Linked DNA regions of Homo sapiens: region 1 is linked to region 2. Evidence: chromatin loops called from intact Hi-C (ENCODE). Cell type or tissue: ovary. All regions are shown on one strand.

Evidence for each region. Peaks named below come from ENCODE experiments on the same cell type or tissue, not always from the same donor. Only the 100,000 strongest peaks of a DNase experiment are listed, where the experiment ranks them.
Region 1: a loop joins it to region 2, with 18 times the contacts of the local background. A loop is called at or near these places in 1 of 110 quality-filtered maps.

Annotation. Positions count from the first base shown.
Region 1 is chr5:141,913,104-141,915,603 of GRCh38, forward strand. No RefSeq gene overlaps it. Among named protein-coding and RNA genes, the nearest start is that of DELE1, 9.5 kb to the right of the region's middle. RefSeq lists an enhancer at 615-1,152 and a silencer at 1,062-1,201. In ovary, no CTCF peak of the experiment used is centred here; a DNase peak (open chromatin) is centred at 1,318; H3K4me3 peaks cover 500 bases.
Region 2 is chr5:140,416,108-140,418,607 of GRCh38, forward strand. All of the region lies in intron 1 of ANKHD1-EIF4EBP3 (ANKHD1-EIF4EBP3 readthrough), which reads left to right. The region is part of intron 1 of ANKHD1 (ankyrin repeat and KH domain containing 1); the gene reads left to right. Among named protein-coding and RNA genes, the nearest start is that of ANKHD1-EIF4EBP3, 16 kb to the left of the region's middle. In ovary, no CTCF peak of the experiment used is centred here; no DNase peak of the experiment used is centred here.

The sequences.
Region 1 (2,500 bases), 1.5 Mb after region 2:
AGAACCAACTTATAGAGTCTTAGATGTCCAGCCATATCCTGTCCTGCAAGGACAGTCCCATGTAGTACATGCAGAGAAGGGTGGACTGGATGTGAGATACATAGGGGGCTGTGGGCATAGGAGAGGTGGTGGGATAGGGTGAGGATCAGAAAGACCTAGGAGGTGTTTCCTAGCTCTGCTCTAGTTGGGCAAATCTCTTAATTACTCTCAGCCTCAGTTTCCTCATCGGTAAAATGTACGTATATCTGAGAAAGAGATAGTTATTATCCTCATTTTACAGATGACGAATCCCAGGCTCAGAGAAGTTATCTTGCTCAAGAATTCATTAGAGAAAGCAGAGTCAGGATTCAAGCCCAGGCAGTCTGACTCCAGAGCTGGAGTTCTTTATTGCTAAGAATCACTAGTGGGATGGGAGTGTGCAGAATGAGTGGGGGGAGAAGGATATACGTTTAACACACTTAATACATCCGCTGTTAAATGTTTCCTGATTTCCAAGTTGTTAAAAGGAGAGTAAGTGTGTTTTAGCATGAAGGAAACACGGTGCTGTGGGTGGGCAGGAAGGATGAGGAACAGAGAATGATCCCCGACTCTCTTATGCTGTTTCTTTCTTGGGTTTACAGCCTTGGGCAGGCCCCAAGTAGAACAGCCACGTAAACGCATGCCTAGAGCGCTTGCCTCCAAGATGAGGGCATGAGCGCAGGATGCCACTAAATTTCCCTCCCCCGGCAGCCAAGGTTTTTGGGATTTGGGGGTGGGGTGCAACGGCTGCCACAGTTATTGTTCCTCCAGAGCCTCGGAGCAAGATATCCCCCCAAAGCCATATTAAATAAATAAAAGGAAATTCAGCAGATGGGAACATGAATCAATGAAAACTCCCATATGAGTGCAAAGATTTATGTCAAAAAACAAAACATCAACATCTGGGAGCTGCCGCGTCTCCTCTTGGCTGCTCGTTTGGAATGGATTCTCAGTGTCGCTTTCCGCCTCTTTCTAGCCCTGGGAGAGGACAGCAAGAAATAAAGAATGATGCCCATTAAAAATAGTCATTTTTAATCAGAAATGAACGCTGCTTTCCCCCTCAAGGCTGGAGGGAACGTGATGCAGGCAGTGGAGCTGCGGGCTCGGCCCCGGGATCGTGGGGAGAGAGAGCCCCCTGCCGAGCGCGGAGGGGCGCCCTCCCTCCCAGGCCCCGGGCCACCGTCTGGGGTCGGTTCCCTCCAGATTTCACAGCCGCGGCAGCAGCAGGAGCGCGCACACGCCCGCGCCCACTGCACTGCGGCGGTGCTCCGCAGCTCAGCCTCGGGGCCATCACGTGGGTGCGGCCTGACCCCGGGCGATTCTGGGGCCGTCTCCGCAGGCAGTTGAGCCTGCCGCTGGGGCGCTCCTCTGGTCAGGGCAAACCTGCACCTGCCTTCCCCAATCCGGGGGAAGGGAGGCGGCGAAAGAGGAACCTAGGCCTTGAGGAACGTGTACTGCGGATCCAAGTCCGCACTTAGCTCTTAAGCTGGGCCACGCGGGGCCTAAAGGGGCAGGCGTTGGATCCTGATACCTGGGTTCAAATCAACTCTGCCACCGTCAACTATGTGACCTTGAAGAAATTTACCTCCCTGAGCCAGCATTTCATCATCTGTAAAATGGGAATAATAGTACCAGTCTCCCAGGGAGGCTGTGAAAAGAAAATGAGAAACCATGCAAAATACTTAACACAGTGCACATATACATACAATTTAATAAATGTTAGCTATTATAATCAGGGATAAAAATTCAAATTCTCATCATAGCCTACACGGCTCTTACAACCCGTGCTCCTAGCTCTGCAGCCTTGGAGAGGTCACTGACCCCTTCCATCACTGGGTTCCAGCCACAATAACCTTGACTTCCACTGAGCAACCTAGTTCCTATCTGCCTCAGGACCTTTGCATCTGCTGTTCCCTCTGCCTAGATGGCTCTTTTCCACCTTCTGCTTCAACCCAGCCTGCCCTTTCTTTGGGCCTCAATTTACTTGTAACATTGTCCAGGAAATTCTTCCCGATTCATTTCTGCCCAAAATATAGTTCCTCTGCTCTATGCTCTCATAGCAGCCCAGCTTCTCCTTCCTAGCAACCTTCCTAATTGAAACGTATCATCAGTTTTGTTATGTTTCCCGTCCATCACCCCCTGGACAATTCACTCCATGAGGCCAGGAGCCCAGCCTATCTCATTCGCTGCTGTATCCTCAGTCCCCGGGACGTGACTGGCCTAGGCTCTCTATTTGTGGTAAATGACCCAGAGGGGATGGTGGGACTCAGGCCAGAGGGAATCCTGGGTCTTCTACATTGTTTCACCAGTTCCTTCCAACAGTAAACATTCATTTATTAAGTTCTTCTATATGCTAGGTCCTGTGTTGGGCACCAGAGACACAGACTCATACAATTCAATCTCTGATTTAATGGAGCTTGTAGTTCAAAGGCAGAGATGGATATGTGAACAGAGGACAACACAGATGGGGTGAAGACAGCAA
Region 2 (2,500 bases):
GATACAAACTCATCCTTTCTTATGGCTGCATAGCATTCCATGGTGTGCATGTGGTACATTTTCTTAATCCAGTCTATCATTGATGGATGTTTGGGTTGGTTCCAAGTCTTTGCTATTGTGAATAGTGCCGCAGTAAACGTACGTGTGCGTGTGTCTTTATAGCAGCATGATTTATAATCCTTTGGGTATATACCCAGTAATGGGATGGCTGGGTCAAATGGTATTTCTAGTTCTAGATCCTTGAGGAATCGCCAAGTTAATTTTTGTATATGGTATAAGGTAAGGTCCAATTTCATGCTTTTGCTTGTGGATATCCAGTTTTTTAGCACCATTTGTTAAAGACCATTATTTTCCCATTGAATGGCCTTGGCATCCTTGTCAAAAATCAATTGACCATATATAAGTGGGTTTACTTTCTTGACTCTCTGATCTATTCCATTGGTCTATATGTCTGTCTCTTTGCCACCATCCTCTTTTGATTACTGTAGCTTTATAGTAAGTTGAAATTAGGAAGCATTAGTCTTTCAAATTTGTTCTTTTTTTTAATTTTAATTTTTTATAGAGATGAGGTCTTACTATGTTGTCCAGGCTGGTCTCAAACTCCTGGCCTCAAGTGATCCTCCCACCTTGGCCTCCTAAAATGCTGGGATTACAAGTGTGAGGCACCATGCCTAACCTGTTCTTCTTTTTTAAGATTATTTTGACTATTCTGGGTCTTTTGAGATCCCATATTAATTTTAGGATGGGTTTTTTTTTTTTTAATTTCTGCAAAAAGTGCCATTGAGATTCAATAGGGATTGTATTGAATCTATAGATTGTTTTGGATGAGAAAAACTTTTAATACAAATTTTATGTAATTGTTTTATTATAATAATTATTAGCAAATCAAAGGACTTGATCTGGACAAAATATTAAAAAGCATCTATGATGGAGAGGCTGCCAGACTCAGTCAACTGATGTTCTCCCTGAAGCCATTGAACCCAAAATAACATGGGATGTTTACTTTGAGTATATGTTTTTGAAATATAATCCTTATTTTTTCCTGATTTATCCTCATATTGACTAATTTGTGAGTGATCAGGATATGTCGTATATTGATTAAATGCTAGAAAGAATATTCTTTATCCTTTATATGATTAGATATGAGCTCAGTCTTGGAAAAATTATCTCAATATGGTATTAAACTTAGATAAATGAACCTGTAGTTATCATTATGACAAAGGAGCAAATCCCAAAAGGGACAGTAGTGGATACATTCTCTTTTTTTTTGGTTATTATTTATGTATTTATTTATTTAATTAAACATTTTTTTAATTAAAAAATTTTTTAATTTAAAATTTTTAATTTAATTAATAATTAATTAAAGACAGTGTCTCTGTCACTCAGGCTTGAGTGTAGTGGCACGATCTTGGCTTACTGCAACCTCCACCTCCAGAGCTCAAGCCATCCTCCCACCTCGGCCTCCTAAGTATAGCTGGGACTATAGGTGCATGCCACCATGTCTGGCTAATTTTTGTATTTTTTGTAGAGATGGGCTTTGCCATGTTGCCCAGGCTGGTGGTCCTGAACCTCCTGAGCTCAAGCAGTCTGCCTGCGTCGGCCTCCCAGAGTGCTGGGATTACAGGCATGCGCCACTGCACCCAACCCAGTTACTTTTTATTGTGATATAATTTCAAACTTACTGGAAAGTTGTAAGAATAGTACAAGGAACTTTTCCCATATAGTCTTTTTTTTTTTTTTTTTTTTTGAGACAGAGTCTCGCTCTGTCGTCGCTCAGGCTGGAGTGGAGTGGCACAGTCTTGGCTCACTGCAACCTCCGCCTCCTGGGTTCAAGCAATTCTCCTGCTTCAGCCCCCCGAGTAGCTGGGATTACAGGTGCCTGCCACCACGCCCGGCTAGTTTTTTTGTATTTTTAGTAGAGATGGGGTTTCACCATGTTGTCCAGGCCAGTCTCAAACTCCCGACCTCAGGCGATCTGCCCTCCTCGGCCTCCCAAAGTGCTGGGATTACAGGCGTGAGCCACCGGGTCCAGCCTTCTTTTTTTTTTTTTTTTTTTTGAGATAGGATCTCACTGTCACCTAACCTGGAGTTAAGAGTGGCACAGTCACGGTTCACTGCAGCCTCAACCTCCCCAGGCTCAGGTGATCCACTTCAGCCTCCTCAGTAGCTGGGACTACAGATGTGCACCACTACAGTGGCTAATTTGTTTTTTGTATTTTTTGTAGAGTCAGGGTTTTGTCATGTTGCCCAGGCTGTTCTCAAATTCCTGAGCTCAAGCAGTCCTCCTGCCTTGGCCTCCCAAAGTGTTGGGATTACTGGTGTGAGCCACTACGCCTGGCCCATTGGTTTTTAATATATTCACAAAGTTGTATGACCATCAACTAACTATTCTAAAACACTTTTATCACTCCCAAAAGAAGCCGTGTACTCCTTAGCAGTCTTTTCCCATTCTCACCTTCCCCCAGCCCCTCATAATCACTAATCCACTTTCTGTCTGTAT